Regions from separate parts of the Homo sapiens genome. Here region 1 is linked to region 2. The links are chromatin loops, found by intact Hi-C in ENCODE. Cell type or tissue: endothelial cell of umbilical vein. All regions are shown on one strand. Links, peaks and the distances in the headings refer to the core of each region. The heading gives the core; the rest is flanking DNA.

Region 1 (8,322 bases), core at 228-8,227, 99 kb before region 2:
TCCCTCCCAACTCTGCAGGTCTCAAGCCACAGGGGCCCACACTCCATGGGCTGTGACATGGCTCTGGGGTCCCCAGGGAGGCATGTGTCACAAACAGCTCTGCTCAGTTCCTCTGTGGGGGTCTGCCAGGCATCACAGACTCTCTCCTGGGTGTCCCCACAGTGCCTGTCAACCTGGCTTCCCCGAGGCTGCAGCTGAAACCACAAGGCAGAAAGGCAAAGGTGTGCAGGGGTTGGCGCACCCTCCCCTGGGGGTGACCTTCTGGGCTGCAGGGTCTTGCAGGGGTTCCCTGGGGTGGCTCTGTCAGGATCCACCTTTCCCCCAGCCTAGCTTCAGCCATGTCTCAGTTGGGGCTGATTGAGGAGTAGTTTGAATGGCAGCTGCCTTCCCCAGTATGCTGGGCTTCTCGCCTTCCTGTGTGTCTCTCCTGTCCCTGGGAGGCGCCTCTGTCTCTCACATGAATCCACCCACCCAGCCCACCCACTCACCACTTGGCCAGACTCGCCCAGATGGGTCTGAGTCTCAGCTCCATGAGGCCTCAGATAGGACCCTCCCTCTATCCCCTCCTCACTCCCCCATCCATACATGCAAATAGTCTATCTCTCTGTTTCTCTCTCTCTCTCTCTCACACACACACCAATTTATCCATAATGTGGGTTTGAAATAGCCTGAGGCTGGCAAGAGAAGAAATCGCATGACTGACTTAGGCCTCCAAAGGACGTGATAGGCTGAGGTGATGGCCAGTGCACCACGATGCAGACACAAAGGGAGAGACTTCAGTCTTAACGCTTGCCTGTACAGCACAGCGCAGGAGGCAGGTCTTGGAGCAACACCTGTGAGCAAGTCCGAGAAGAGTTGGGGGTGATGCAGTCACCCAAACGCCACTGTGGTCCTGGCTGCATTAATAGAGATCTAACACTCAGAAAAAGGGAAGTGATAGCCTGCTCAGAGCTTGGCTACTCAGAACCACTTGGTGATAAGGTCAAATGGGAGCCTATTTAGAGGTAGGAGGAGATGTGGGATGGGATGGGATGAGGACTGGATGTTCTCAGCGGAGAGGAGGAAGCAGCCCTGCCCTGTGAAGCCCAGAGAATGGAACTGGGGCCCACAGAAACAGGGTTTCAGTTCAGTCTAATGAACAGGGATTGGGTTTCCCCCAGAGGGAGTGAGCTCCCTGTCCTCAGAGGTAAGTCAGTAGAGGCTGCAAAGATACCTCTGAGAGTGCAGGTAAGAAGATTCCTGCTAGGGCCTGGATAATGTTTAAGATCTACCCCAATGCAAGAGTTCGGGATTCTCAAACACACAGGCACCTGCACCTGTGTGCAAAGCTACTCCTGTTCTTTCTGCCTGCCTCTACCTGGGGTCAGCAGTTGCAGACGGATGACAGAGACTCTAGTGCAAGACCTAAAACATAGGTCAGGCTGTGCCTGGTAGATGGGCCAGATGCTAGTGGTGTTGCTGGTCTCACCCCCACTGGCCCTGCCCCATGTCCACTCCCAGCCTCGCTCCCAGGCTCTGTCCCAGGCCCCCATCCCAAGGGAATCCTCCTGGGCTGGCCTTCTGCTTAGAGCCCCACCCCTCATCCCAGGATGTCTGGGGCATGGGCTTAGAGCCAAAGGAGGGGCTCCAGGGCACTTTGGCCAGTAGGACAGTCAAGGCCCACGGCAGGAGCGATCTCTCTGGACCATAGGGAAGGCAGAGTTGAGGGCGGGATAGGGCAGAGTTGAAGGCTGGGCATGGTGGCGCACACATGTAATCCCAGCTACTCAGGAGGCTGAGGCAGGAGAATTGCTTGAACCAGGAAGCAAAGGTTGCAGTGACCAGAGATTGCACCACTGCACTCTAGCCTAGGTGATAGAGCGAGACTCCATCTCAAGAGCCAGAAGTCACAGAGGGTCCCTATAAATTCTGAGCAGAAAGGACCCTCAGATCATGCCTAGTCCAACCCCACGTGTGTGTACCCAGTGTCCACACAAGGAAATGAGGCCCAGAAAGCAAAAGTGACTCCCATGTCTGAGTGGTGTTGGGGCCAGGACTGTAGGGGATCAGTTACGGGCTGAACTGTGTCTCCCCCAAGTTCATATGTGGAAGCCCTAACTCCAGTACCCCAGAAGGTGACCGTATTTGAAAATGGAACCAGGCCGGGCGCGGTGGCTCACGCCTGTAATCCCAGCACTTTGGGAGGCTGAGGTGGGCAGATTACCTGAGGTCAGGAGTTCAAGACCAGCCTGGCAAAAATACAAAACTTAGCCGGGTATGGTGGCACATGCCTGTAATCCAGCTACTCTGGGGGCTGAGGTAGGAGAATTCCTTGAATCCAGGAGGCAGAGGTTGACTGCACTCCAGCCTGGGTGACACAGCAAGACTCTGTCAAAAAAAAAAAGAAAGAAAGAAAGAGAGAGAAAGAAAGAAAGAAAGAAAGAAAGAAAGAAAGAAAGAAAGAAAGAAAGAAAGAAAGAAAATGGAGCCACTGCAGATGGAATTAGTGAAGCTGAGGTCATTAGAGTGCATCCTTATCCAGTAGGATTTGGGGTCTTATCAGAAGGGGACATTTGGACAGAGGACATGCGTGCAGGGAGAAGGCCACATGCAGGGGAAAGCGGAGATCCAGTGATGCTTCCACAAGCCCAGGAACACCAGGATTGCCAGCAGCCCCCATAGGCCAGGAGAGAGACAGGGGACAGAATATCGACTTTGTAGCCTCAGAAGGAAGGCTGCTGCAGACACCTCGATCTCGGACTTCCAACCTCCAGAATGGCAAGGGAATCAAAGTCTGCAGGCGTAGCAGCCCTAGCAAACTAACAGAGTCTGTGTGACCGGGAGGCCGCATGTCCTGTTCCTGAGACCCACATGCTATGTGCTGGCAGCGGCCTTCGGCGGTGGACCCTTCCCCTCCGTCACCTCTTGGGCTCCCTCCACACCCCACAATGCCTATCACCATCGTCCCACTTGCTCCTCCTAGCCGCTTCCTGGGTGAGTACTGTTATTAACCCCCATCTTATAGATGAGAAAACTGAGGCTCAGGGATGCTGAGCTGGAATCTAGGCTGGCTGAGGCCCAGTCAGATGCAGCCAATGAGAGCACCCAGTGTAAGGGTGTGAGTACCACACCTTGGAGGCCAAGGCCTTTCTGTAAAGGCTGACAGAGGAGGCGGAGTCAGATGATGAAACGCGATGGAATGACAGGGACTGCAGATGGACCAGGGGCTTCCTCTCCCTTGTTATTAACCACCGCCTGCCCGGTGTGCGATGGGGCAGGTCCTGCATTGGCTGCAGCTTCTACCAAATGGCCTCAGTGCCCTGCCCAATGCTGAGATCCCAGAAATTGGATTCTGAGCTCCTCCGGGGCTGAATCCATAGCCACTGACTGGCACACAGTGGAGGCTCAGCCAATACTAGCTTTCCTACAGACTCCCACATGGTTATCTGAGGAAGTGGGTAGAAACCAGGGCAATGCATCTCCACTCATAGAGAGAGAGTTTTTCTACACTGGGAATTGGCCACTTAAGGGATGAGCACCCCATCACTGGAGGCAGGCAAGTAAATAGTTGTCAAGCGGCCTCCTGTCAGTTCTGCTGTAACTGAAGGGAAAATGAGAACACTTTCAGGCTGCTTTCTGTCCCTGAGCCTATGAGTCTATGACTTCTTAAATCTTTAGTGTATTTTTAAGTATAGACAATACTTCTATATAGTTCAAAAATCAGAAAGGGCTGGGCGCGGTGGCTTACGCCTGTAATCCCAGCACTTCGGGAGGCTGAGGCGGGCAGATCACCTGAGGTCAAGAGTTCGAGACCAGCCTGGCCAACATGGTGAAACCTTGTCTGTACTAAAATACAAAAAAAAAAATTAGCCGGGCGTGGTGGCACGCACCTGTAATCCCAGCTACTTGGGAGGCTGAGGCAGGAGAATCACTTGAACCCAGGAGGTGGAGGTTGCAGTGAGCCAAGATTGTGCCACTGCACTCCAGCCTGGGCGACAGAGACTCCATTAAAAAAAAAAATCAGGAAGTCTAAAACGAAATTCAGTGAACACGGGTCCCTCCTACCCTGTGCCTACGCCCCTGCCCCCGCCTCCCAGGTAGCCTTCCAGAAAACCCTGCGTGATGCCAGTCTCTTATGTAATCTTCCAGAGAGAGCCCATGCCTGTGCCAGCAGACTCAGTCTTTATTTTTAAGATAAATACATATTCATGTTTTTTTTATGTATGTTCTGCCTCTTGTTTATTTCACTGATTTTCAGCGGCATAGTCCAGCCTGTGGCTGTCCAGCAGCCTGATGATATGAAACAGTCCCCTGGAGGTGTGCACAGGTATAAGGTGGGGAAAGGCCCACCTCACAGGGCTGCCAGGAGATGGTGTTTCCCTGGCCTGGCACCCAGCGCAGTGCCTGGCACGTGATCTGGGTCCCCAAGAAAGGTCCTACATCCGCGGGTGTCTGGGAAGGACATGCTGGGCCCAGGTGGCTGCAGCAACTCCTCGGGCCGCTAGGGGGCCCCTTGGTGCCGCCGGTCTTGCTGGTGGCCACAGCACAGCGCCGCGGTGACCAGGACATCAGGGGAGGCTCCTCGGAGGCAGGGAGGCACCTAGGCTTGGACTTGGCATCTCGAATTTCCAGAAGCACTACCTCGTCTTCCATCCTCCTGCCACCCTTCACAGTGGGCAGAGCAGGTATGGCTAGCTCTATGAAGCCACAGGGAAACTGAGGCCCGAGAGGGGAAGAGAGCTGAGGCCACACAGGAAGCTAGAAGGGACCCACTGGACTGTGCAACCTCCAGCATTCAGGAGGGGAGGGGTCCAGGGGTTTGGGAACAAGAAGCTGGGGTCACCTGTGACCCCCACTTACCTCCCCAGAAAAGGAAAGAAAATACATGCTTACCAAACTTTGTTGGTGTTGTTTTCTTTTTTTTTCTTTTTTTCTTTTTTTTTTTTTTTGAGTTGGAGTTTCACTCTTGTTGCCCAGGCTCGGGTGCAATGACATGATCTCAACTCACTGCAACCTCTGCCTCTTGGGTTCAAGTGATGCTCCTGCCTCAGCCTCCCAAGTAGCTGGGATTACAGATGCCCGCCACCAGGCCTGGCTAATTTTTTGTATTTTTAGTAGAGACGGGGTTTCATCCTGTTGGCCAGGCTGGTCTCGAACTCCTGACCTCAGGTGATTCACCCGTCTCGGCTTCACAAAGAGCTGGGATGACAGGCGTGAGCCACCGCCCCCGGCTGTTGGTGTTGTTTTCATTTAGAGAGGACAGAAAGGAAGAGACTGCCCCCACACAAAGCCACAGCACACCTGCCCCATCCAGTCCCATGGCCTCAGCATCTGGGCCCTTTGCCATGCTACCTGGGGACCTGGGCTCCTGCCTGCCTGGGGAGCACTCACTTTAGGACCTTGGCAGGTCTCACCTCTCTCTGGGCCTCGGTCCTCCCACCAGCACTGGTCGTCTAGCCCATCACAGCAGTCCCTCATGGCCTGCCCCCTCCAATCCATCCCCCTCTAGGACTGCCAAACTGATCATGCATCTTCCCTGCCTAACAGCCGCCCCTCCCACTGCCTAAAGAATCAGGTGCAGATTGTTGGCCATGCATTCCAGCCCTTCCTCCTCGGGGGCCTTTCCTGCCTTCTTCTCCTCCCAGCCCATCCTGACCTCACTGACTCTGCTCTGTCCACTTGTCATCTCCAAATGTTCCTTTCTCATCCTGCATTTGTGTGTCCTGCTGCCTCTGTCTGGGCTGCCTTGGACAGTCCCCCTTTTTGCCTGGTGACTTCCTTTCCAGCTCTTAAGGCCTGTTCCAGTGCTCCCCGCAACTCAGTGTGTTCTCCGGCCAAGCCCAGCTTACCTGGACTTCAGCAACACTTTCCTGCCTCTTGCAGTTGCCCCAGCTTCCTGGGCTGACCTTCCAGAGCACTTGTTACCCCATCCTCCACTGAAACAATGCCCAGACTTGTCTCTCCGGCCTGAATGAGTATCATGACCTCTCCTCATTCATCCCTGGCACCCTGGCACCTGGCACAGAATGTGGCACCACTAGGGGCTTAGGAGATGGGAACTGAATGAAGAAATGTAGACAAGGATGGATGGATAGATGGACAGATGGATGGGCAGGTAGATGGGCAGATGAATGGACAGATGGATGGATGGTTGGATGGACGGATGGATGGATGGATGGATGGATGGATGGATGGGCAGATGGATGGATAGATGGATGGGAAGATGGAAGAGTAGATGGATGAATAGATGAACAGATAGGTGGATAGATGAATGGGTAGGTAGGTGGGTGAGTGGATGGATGGATGGATGGATGGATGGATGGATGGATGGATGGGAAGATAGAAGAGTAGATGAATGGATACAGGGACAGATAGGTGGATGGATGGATGGGTAGGTGGGTGGATGGATGGATGGACGGATGGATAGCTGGATAGATGGATGGGTGAAAGGGGTGGTGTGGCATTATGAGTGAGAGCTCTGGCTCTGGGCTCTGACAGACTCAGGCTCAAGTGTCTTGGTGAGCACTAACTCCATGTCACACACAGTCCCTGGTGCTCCCCCTGTCCTGAGCCATTCAGTGACATATTACTCTCTCCCTCACTGCCCCAATATTCCCCAAGGGATAAGCCCTGCATCAGGCTCTGCAGGGTGGCTGGGATGCTTCGAGGGGGGAGGAACAGATTCGGGGAGCCAGGAGAGGGGAGCGCAGAGGAGCCTGCAGGCCCAGCTTTCAGAAGACCTGAGCTGGGCACTGCTAGACCCTGAGCCCTGTGTTGTGTCACCTAGGCATAGAGTATGCAGGGCACACATCAGGGAGAGAGGAATCCTGGCCATGCCCAGATCCCCAGGACCTAGAATACTGCCTCAGAGAGCAGAAAGAAATTACCCCAGCCCTTCTCAGGCCTGTGTCTACAGAGCCATCCCTTTCAGGCAAACTGCAGTCTGGGCACCCATCCTGTTGGGAGCTCACAGGGCCAGCTTGGGGCTGACAGAGGCACTGGACTCCCTGACCTCCAGGCTTTGGCGTTGACCTCCAAGCCCAGAGTGGAGGTAGCTGGATGGGCCGTGTCCTGCAGGCCAGGAATGGGTCCGGAGCAGTTTCCACATCTTTCCCACAGTCCGGGCTGGCAGGACAGAGCAGAACAAGATCCAGCTGGAATCCTGATGGGAGCAGGGAAGCTGGGAACATGTTTTGCAGGCTCCCTGCAGTCTCAGAGCCCCGAGGATCACACATGCATACACACACACACACACACACACACCCCGCTACACCCACACACACCTGTATCCCCATGGCCAGCAAGCATTCTGGTTTCACCAGCCCAGAGCAGATGCCTGCTGGGGTCACAGGAATGTCACAGCCACAGCAGCCACACGTTGACTACATCATGAGAGGCCACCCATTCTCATAGCGTCAAAGTCAGTCTACAGTCATCTCTCGGTGACTCCTCCAGCATCAGGCCGCCCGATCCTCTGGCTGCACCCACCTGACGGGGTAGCAATGCAGGCATTCATCTAGTGTGGATGTGGGCCAGACACAGGGCTAGCTCACTTCATCCTCACAACGACTTTGAATTTTGCACTGTTATGCAGATGGGGAAACAGAACAACTTGTGGGGAGTCTTGCCAAAGGTCACACGAGGAGTGGGCACAAGCACCAGGCTTTGGGCTCTGGCAGCCTAGGCCCAGGGTCCATGCAGGAGACTTTAACCAGCAAGAGCAGGAACCTTTGAAACTCAGGGTTCTTGGCTGGCATGGGGGGCTGTGTTTTATTAAAGCAGTGAGTGCCTCTGGTTGAATGTTTAATGTTCATATCAACGAATCTCCACTGTATCCATCACCAGAGCCCTCCAGGGCAGATGGGCATTGGAGAGGCTGCCCGCCACCCAGCATTGGATGGAGGGTGGGGGTGAGGCCCCAGGCTGCTGACCCAGGCTGCAGGATGGGCTCAGCCTCCCATCTCCAGCATTCTCCTAGTGCTGTTTGGGACAGGACCCTGCCTCATTGTGGGCACTAGCCAGCCTCCTGGCCCCAGTGACGCAGCAACCCAGACCTGCCTGCCTGGAGAACAGCCCTCCACAATAATAATAATTACGACAACTATTATTAGTATTCTATTGTGGTGACAATAATAACCAGTTTGGCATCGTGGTCAGGAGACCAGACTCTGTGCCAGGCAGACCTGATTGCACCTCCCAGCCACCCCTTGGCTGTGGGACCTTAGGCCAGTGCCTTGACCCCCCTACACCTTAGCTTCCTCCTCTGCAGATGGGAGGAGGTTGCTCAGGTGCATTGTTTCCTGCTTGCCTGGGGGCGGGGCTGCACAGGCAGAGTTCTGGCCA
Region 2 (8,322 bases), core at 35-8,034:
GGGTCAGTGACCTCACGCGTCTGCCCTGATCTGGAGTTTCTTTGTCTCATTGTTCCTGTGGAGAAGTGGGTTGGAAGCTCCAGCTCTGAATTTGGGATGCTGTTTGCAGTGTTCTTTCTTTCTTTTTTTTTTTTTGAGATGGAATTTAGCTCTTGTTGCCCAGGCTGGATTACAATGGCGTGATCTCAGCTCACCACAACCCTCTGTCTCCCGGGTTCAAGCAATTCTCCTGCCTCAGCCTCCTGAGTAGCTGGGACTACAGGCATGAGCCACCACGCCTGGCTAGTTTTGTATTTTTAGTAGAGACAGGGTTTCACCATGTTGGTCAGGCTGGTCTCGAACTCCCGACCTCAGGTGATCCTCTCACATCAGGCTCCCAAAGTGCTGGGATTACAGGTGTGAGCCACCACGCCCGGCCCTGCAGTGTTATTTCTATGAGAAATGTGTTCTGCGGTCCAACCAGAGAGCAGCTCATGGTCCTGTTTCCATAAGGACAGGAGTGTCCCTGATCCCTTGGCCCCTGCAGGCCACAGTGTCCCACTGGAAAAATACACCCCAGTTCCTGACCACGGACTTGCAGAAAACCTGCGCCCAAGCGGGCTGTGGAGGAGCAGCCCTTCTTCCTGCCTTCCTTCCTGGGGTGCCCCCCGGTCTCACAGGGGGCCCTCCACCATAACCTGTGTCCACCTGCCCTGCACCCACCTGTGCACAGGTGGAGGTAGATGGGAGCTTCAGCCTTGAGCCTCAAGGATGGACGGGCTGGCTCTGCCCAGGGACCTCTTCCTCCCCAGGCCTGCTCCCACCAGCTCCCTGGGGGTAGCAGCAGGGCTCTGTTCACATCCTCATCCGTGGGCCAGGTCTGCAGGGCACCGACATCAGATCCTGATGGCTGGGGAGCTGCTGACCCTTGCCTGGACACAGGCTTGCTGGCTGCAGGCAGTTGGACTGGAATTTAGGGACAGAAACCCACTGTTGCCTGCTTGTTGTTACATACAACCAGGGCGCGGAATTCAGAGATCATCCAGTGCAGAAAGGGTTCAAAGTATTTTGTTTCTTTAGCAGAAATTTGCTTTCTCACCAAATGATGCCCAGTCAAGCCATGCTGCTGGAGTGGTCGCTGAAGGAGCTTGTATCTCTGTGTGGTGTGGCAGGAGGGCACCCAGGGCCCATCCCTAGCTGCTTTCTCAGCATGGACTCTGCAGCAGGCAGAGGTCTTGCCCTGGGGCTCCCAGCAAGTGTTGTCAGGGCCATACCCAGTACCCTGAAAGGAGGCAGCCGTATGCTGCTGGGGCCTTGGCCCCGGTGCCCTGTCCCCATGCTGCAGTGGAGGCCCCTGAACCTCATAACAAAGGCTCCAGGAGCTGGTGGCATCCCCAGAGCCCATGGCATCAGCAGAACCAGAGGAGCCACGGCTGGGTGTGGTGGCTCACACCTGTAACCCCAGCACTTTGGGAGGCTGAGGTGGGCGGATCACTTGAGGTCAGGAATTTGAGATCAGCCTGGGCAACACAGCAAAACCTCGTCTCTACTAAAAATACAAAAATTAGCCTTGCAGGGTGGCACGTGCCTGTAATCCCAGCTACTTGGGAGGCTGAGGTAGGAGAATTGCTCAAACCTGGGAGGCGGAGGTTGCAGTGAGCCGAGATTGCCCCACTGCACTCCAACCCGGGAAACAGAGTGAGACTCCACCTCAAAAAAAAAAAAAAAAAGAAGAAGAAGAAGAAGAACCAGAGGAGCTGGGATCATGGGTGGGGTTCCTGCTGGCCATGGAGGAAGGCACTGCTGTTCTGAGCCATGCAGGAGAGAGAGAGACAGAGAGACGGGGTGAGGGAGGGGCCCTTGGCTCTCGGCAGCAGTGGGTCCCAAGCCTGCCTTTGGATTCCTGGGGCAGCTTCAGTGGCGCCAGCTTTTTGGGGATCCTTGAGCCACTTTCTCTCCCAGACCTGTGTTTGCTCATCTGAGAAGTGGGCACTCATTCACTCAGTGTTTAACTGACCACCTACTATGTATGTGGCCCTGGGGATGCAGGGCTGGCAGGCCAGTCTCACCCTTGTTCCTGCCTGACCACCACCTTGCCCAGCCCGCAGGACCCACATGCACAGAGAGGCCCCTGGAGGATAGGGGAGGTGAAGAGAGCTCGTGGCAGGGCACTGCCTGTGAGGAAAGTGGTGGCCCCATTCTCAGGGAGGCGCCAGGAAGATGGGGTTTACTTAGTCTCCATCCTCCTGGCCTCCTGTCTGCAGCCCTCCCTGACTACCCACAGGTGGCCTGGTGCTTGCCCTGAGCTCTCTCAGTCCCTGGGCTGCCCACCTTTGCTGATAGGGTGTCATGACCCACCCTTGTGGATCCTGGCCCCCACCCCTGTGGGACTGTCATCTTCTCCAGGACAGGGCTGCAGGGTCTGAGTGGCCACATTGGTGTCTCCAGTGCTCAGCATGGTTGAACTGGGTGGATGTGTCTTGGGGAGCCTGTGGCTGATCCCTGTCCAGTCTCCACGGCCAAGAGGGGAGGCTGTTCTTGCTCAGAATAAGGAAGGCCCACTTAACCAAGGGAGGGCTTCAGCAGGTAGTGAGGGTACCATCTTTGGAGATAATCAAGAGATGGCTGGGTGACTATGTTTGGGAATCTTGAAGAAAGAGTTCACAGCCTTGAATGAGATGCTGTCCTAAGCCTCATGGACTCTGGCTCGTGAGATTCTGTGATTCTGGCATTTAAATCTTGTCAGGGAAATCAAGTTGTACAGAAACCCCCACCTCTGCGCAAAGCAGGGACTCTTCCTGTTGGTGAAAAGCAGGAGAGAGGAATGCTCTTCTCTGGAATAGCATAAGGTGACGTGGCTTTGGGGTTTGGGTGGGAGGGTAGGGAGCCTCCCTGGATTCCTACTCCCCGCGGTCCCACCCCCCCCCCCACCCATGGCCTCTATTTAACTCCAAAATAGGTTTAATTAAAAATGTGCCAGCATGTTCACAGACTCAATTACTGTATTGCTGTTCGTATTTTCTTTCTCATGTTGGCTTTAAAATTTCATCAACACAGCTGCTTCCTCCACGATGATTCATCTCAAGACTCCGTGTGCATTCTTATTTTTCCTGTGGATTCTCTGTGCCCAGCCGGGCTGGGCTGGGGGCGGCTGTAATTGACGCTGGGGCCTCTCGTTAACTCCCCTGCTGGGCTGATAAATGAAGACTCCATTGTGCGCCAAAAAAGCCAGCTTTACAAAAGAGCAGGGAGCTCTCCTGATATTCTCTCTCCCTAGACCAGAGGGCCAGCTTGGGGAGCGAGGCTGGGGTCTGGGCTGGTGACTGAAGGGCCCCCAGCCCACCCTCCTCCTCTCCCCTCTTCCCCCACGCTGTGCCCACCTCTCCCCTGGCCTGCCACGTACCAAAGGGCTGCTGAAAGAGACCCAGAATTCACACTAGGCACAGATGGGGAAACTGAGGTCTGGATGAAGGTGGATTTCCTGACATGGATGTTGTATTCGTCTGGTAGGGCTGCCATAACAGAGTTGCACAGACTGGGGGACTTAAACCACAGAAATTTATTTCCTTACAGTCCTGGAGGTTGGAAGTCTGAGATCAAGGCATCAGCAGGGCTGGCTCCTTCTGAGGCCTCTCTCCTCAGCTTGTAGACAGGCTCTTCTCCCTGTAAACTCCAATAGCCCCCGCCCCAGCGCTCACCTGCTGTGTGGCTTCAGGTGAAATCCTCTCTCTCCCAGAGTCTCAGTGTCCTCACCTGGGAGGTGATGCCCAGCGCAGTGTGATGTGGCCCCTGGGAAGCACCCCAGGCGGTCCCAAGGGCCTGGGATCTTTCGAGGTCTGGCTGACCATGTGCCCTCTGCTGTCCCTTGGGCCTGGCCCATCCCCAAGGAACCGCTGCTCTTTGTCCTTTGAGTTCTGAGCCCTTCAAGGGGCGGGGAAGAGGGGATCGATCTGCTGCTGTCTGAATCCATGGCCAACGCTTCAGTTCTGTGTCCCTAGGAGGATGGGCTGTCCTGAGCCCGGGTTCCTCCGGAGATGCTGGCGTCGCGGTGGTCCACGTGGGCATCTCTGTTGGTCAGCGTTTCCATGCCTTGGTAGCAGGCTCCAAGCCCTTCCCTGCCCTGTGTGTTTGGCATCTTGGGTTGGCCGCCATACCGTATCACCTCTGTCATAGGCAGTGTAGTCTTTGGGTCTCTGGAGGACTTTAAACGCTTCCTTAGTTGAACCTCAGAGTCAGTTTGGCCTCTCCCTTGCCCAGGGAGGAAACCCCCTCTTTCCAGCCTTCCAGCCAATGAACAGATGGTCAGTCTCGCAATGTGGGCAGAATGGAGACAGGAAATTCCACCTCCGTGCCCTAGCACCAGCAGTGTAAGGAGTGTCCACCGTGAGCCAGATGCTGGGGGAGAGTCACCAGGGCTGACAGGCCAAGTGCAGGATGCCAGTGCCAGAGGGCCTGGTTCAAGTCTCACTAGTGCCACCTGCCAGCAGAGTGGCACTGAACAGGTCGCTTAACCTCTCTGCACCTCAGTTTCCCCCTCTGCAAAATGGGGACACTAATGGTGTCTGACACATACATTGTTCAGAGGATGAAAAGGCAAATTGTGGGAAGGACTGGGAGTCGGGCGGTTGGCGGTAAGGGTGGCGGGTTAACCACCGTGATCTTTCCTGTCCATTGTGGGCCAGCCATAGCCTCCGCCAGCCTCCGCCTGATGCCAGTTTATGTGCAAACAAACAGAGGCCCAGAAAGTTGAGGAGCTGCTCTGGCTTACTCAGCCAAGGTAGGATTTGGTTTTGCAAATCCGCACCCCTCAGCTGGGCGCAGTGGCTCACGCCTGTAATCCCGGCACTTTGGGAGGCCAAGGCTGGCAGGTCACCTGAGATCAGAAGTTCAAGACCAGCCTGGCCAACATGGTGAAACCTCGTCTCTACTAAAAAATACAAAAATTAGCTGGGCATGGTGGCCGGCACCTGTAATCCCAGCTGCTTGGGAGGCTGAGGCAGGAGAATTGCTTGAAACCTGGAGGCAGAGGTTGCAGCAAGCCGAGATTGCAGCACTGCACTCCAGCCTGGGTGACAGAGTGAAACTTCATCTCAAAAACAAAATAAAACAAAACAAAAAAACAAAAGAAACAAAACACACACACACACACACAAAACTGCACACCTCAAAGCTCCCACAGGCCTGTCCCTCACTTACCTCACTGGAACAAGTAATGGGCCTGCAGAGGGACCTGGGAAGGGAGGGATGGTCTGCGTGGTGGACAAGACTGGTCTGCCTGTTACCCTGAATGGCACATACACGTGAGTTTGAAAAATGGGATTTCGGGTGTGAAATGACATGGGGACCAAGGGAGGAGCAGTGCCAGCCATGGGTAAGTGACATCAGCCACACATGGCCGCACCTTCATCTCTACCGCCTGATCTGAGTGCAGATTGGGAATATGTCTCTGGACCCCCAGCTGAAGCGGCAGCCCCCTTGTTCTTTTTTTATTTTCCTTTTTTTTCCCTATCAACTTTTGTTTTAAGTTCCTGGGTACATGTGCAGGACATGCAGGTTTGTTACATGAGTACACGTGTGCCGTGGTAGTTTGCTGCACAGATCAGCCCATGGCCTAGGTAATAAGCCCAGCATGCATTAGCTCTTCTTCCTGATGCTCTCCCTCCCCTCGTCCCCCTAACACGCCCCAGTGTGTGTTGTTCCCCCCTACAAATGAGTTCTCTCAAAATTAAAGAAGAAAAAGAAAGTAAATCCAGTTGGTATGACTGTGTAGCTCTTGTGGGCGACCTTGCAGGTCATCTTTGCCTTGAGGCTAGAACAGGGGGCCAGATAGGGCGTGCATCCCCCACCTGGCCTCTCTGAGCTGCTGGGATCTTGGGGTGCCTCTAGGCCGGGGCACCCCATCCCAGGGCTTCTCAAAGGTTTGCTTTTCCCTGGGAGGGTAGCAGGGCACTTGGGGTGGCTCCACCCTGGTGTGAGTTTTGGGGTGGGCTATGGGGGGTGGTGGGTGCTCCTAGGGACCCAGTGCCGGGCACATGGCAGGTCTTCAGTGAGTCCTTGTGAATCTGGAGTTTCTGAAGACGTGGAGCTCCTGGAGTCGCCTTGGCGAGCCCCAACCCTGGCCTTCGGTGTGGGAAAACCACTCCGGCTCAGCTGAGGTCCTGGTGGCTTTGGGCTAATAGATGTCCAGGGAAGGCACTGGGCAGAGTGATGGGCATGGTTGGCATTTACTGGGTGACACTGTTCTCCTTCCTTCTAGCTGCCCCGCCCCTACGGCCGCCCGAGAAGCTGGCTTCAGGTAGAGCTGCCTGGTGGGAGGCGTGTTTGCAGTGGTGTTTGTGGGGGTCGGGAGGCTGCTTTGTGTGCTGTGCGCTGCTGTGTGCTCTGTCCCCTACTCCCCAGCACCCTCCCGTTCTTTCCTGGGAGCACTTCCTTCCCAGGCTGCGCTGGCCCTGCCTTTAGAGTCTTCTTGGGATCTGCCCTCTCCTCGAGCTGGCATTACTGGCGAAACTTCCAGTTTTGCAAAATAATAGCAAGACAGTGATGCAGCGACCGCCCCCGAGGGCTCTCCGTGGTGTGAGCCCCTTCTCACGCACCTTGCCCAGGTGCCCGGGGTCCTCCCGCCTCTGCAGGGCGGCAGGGCTGGTGCTAATCCCCACTTTGAAGTGAGACACCTGCAGTGCACGGAGGGAGAAGAGGCTTGCAAGTCTGCATGAGTTAGTGGAGACGAGGCTGGGGCCCACATGCCCACCCAGCTGTGGCTCCCGGTGGGAAGCTGCCTGGGTCCTTGAGGGAGGTCTCCAGGGCTGCTGAGCTGGGTGGGCACTGGGCTGAGGGTTCTGCGTGGGTTGCACAGTTCTGAGGGTCAGCATGAGTCACCATGCCAGGCACCCTGGGCTGCAGCCAGATCCCTGCTGGACAGGGCCTGGGACTGGGGAGCTGCTGGGTGAACTCAGCTCCCACCTGTGCCCAGCCTCGAGACCCGTGGAGCCAGGCCCTTTAGGCACTGGCCACTCTCCTGCCAGCTCTCAGGTCTCCACATGGTTTCATTTCTGTCCCCTTCTCCCCGTCCTGAGACTGCCCGCCCCAGAATACCTGCCCCGCATTACCCTCCGGGGGTCTTCCACCCCATGCCCGAGCTGACACTAAAAAGTGTCTGTAGACACTGCGAGTTGTCCTCTGGGGGCATCACCCCCATTTGAGAACCAGTGACCAACTGTGTGCCAGCCCTGGGCTTGGGCTGGGAGGTGAACCACACCTGTCCAGCCATGCAGACAGACGATAAACCAACAACGTCATTACACAGTGCCAAGTCTACCTCCCCTTCCAGAGCAGCCCACAGGCATGACTGACGGACGTGTGGACACAAACCTCCTGCGTGCCCTCGTGGGAACAACTCTGGTGCAGTTCCCGTGGGGTCAAGTTGAGGCCTGTCTTCTGTGGAGGCCTCTGTGCTACGCTGCACAGCCCTGACCCCTGCCCTGTCCTGCATCCTCCCTGCTTTCTCTGCACTCTCCCTCTGAGGATCTCCGAGACGGATGACAGCTGGATCTCGGTGGGCTTTAGTTTGGGGCCGGACAGTGGAGCCCAGGCTAGTCTGTGGCCCCAGCTGCCCCTGGAGCTGCTGGGGCCCCTGGTGGGAGAATGGTCTCCCCAAGTCACGCATTCGAGCCTCTGCTTCCAGGTGGGTCCCCCAGCCCAGCCAGCTGAGGGTGCACTGTCTTCCAGCACTTCCTGGGTGGAGGTGTCAGCCTGATAGGCCACTGAGGCCCTGCGTTTATTACTCGGCACCCAGACCATTGATTACGCATCACTGACCAACCCTGGGAGCTCCCACAGTGCTTCGTCTTCCTGGAGGGAGGTCGCCAGGTCTTGGGGACGGGGTGTTCCCTGGGCCCTGGCCTTGCCCCCACTTCCTCTTCCTGGAGGGAGGTCGCCAGGTCTTGGGGACGGGGTGGTCACTGGGCCGTGGCCTTGCTCCCTGGGTCTCACCTCTCGCCTCCGTAGCCCCTGGGATGATGGCTTATCTGTGGGAGTGGGATTGGTGGGAAATGTGAACTGGAAGGAGCTCTCTCCAGCTCCCTGTCCTCCAACCTGGCTCCCATCCCAGCCTGGGGACTGCACAGTGACCACGGGGACCTGGAGACCATCTTAGCACACGCTCAGGGCAGAGGCATTGTTAGTGCCTGCAGGAGCTGCACGGGGCCTGGGCTCATGTGGCTTTTTCCTGCCCAGGTTCCCATTGCTCTGAGGGTGGATGTAGGCCCCTCCCTGCAGACGGCACCTTCAAGCTCTTCAGCTGCGGTGAAACTGGCCTCTTGTGACAGATCCCCTGGAGCCCCCACA

The links. Peaks named below come from ENCODE experiments on the same cell type or tissue, not always from the same donor. Only the 100,000 strongest peaks of a DNase experiment are listed, where the experiment ranks them.
Region 1: a loop joins it to region 2, with 5 times the contacts of the local background. A loop is called at or near these places in 16 of 110 quality-filtered maps.

Annotation. Positions count from the first base shown.
Region 1 is chr14:99,625,188-99,633,509 of GRCh38, reverse strand. It overlaps a transcript of HHIPL1 not described here. Among named protein-coding and RNA genes, the nearest start is that of HHIPL1, 16 kb to the left of the region's middle. RefSeq lists an enhancer at 4,564-4,613. In endothelial cell of umbilical vein, for the core only: a CTCF peak has its summit at 4,493 (motif pointing right); a DNase peak (open chromatin) is centred at 4,489.
Region 2 is chr14:99,526,170-99,534,491 of GRCh38, reverse strand. The region is part of intron 2 of CCDC85C (coiled-coil domain containing 85C); the gene reads left to right. Among named protein-coding and RNA genes, the nearest start is that of CCNK, 49 kb to the right of the region's middle. RefSeq lists enhancers at 258-859, 2,796-3,316, 3,317-3,839, 4,362-4,884. In endothelial cell of umbilical vein, for the core only: no CTCF peak of the experiment used is centred there; DNase peaks (open chromatin) are centred at 3,071 and 4,291; H3K27ac peaks cover 2,023 bases.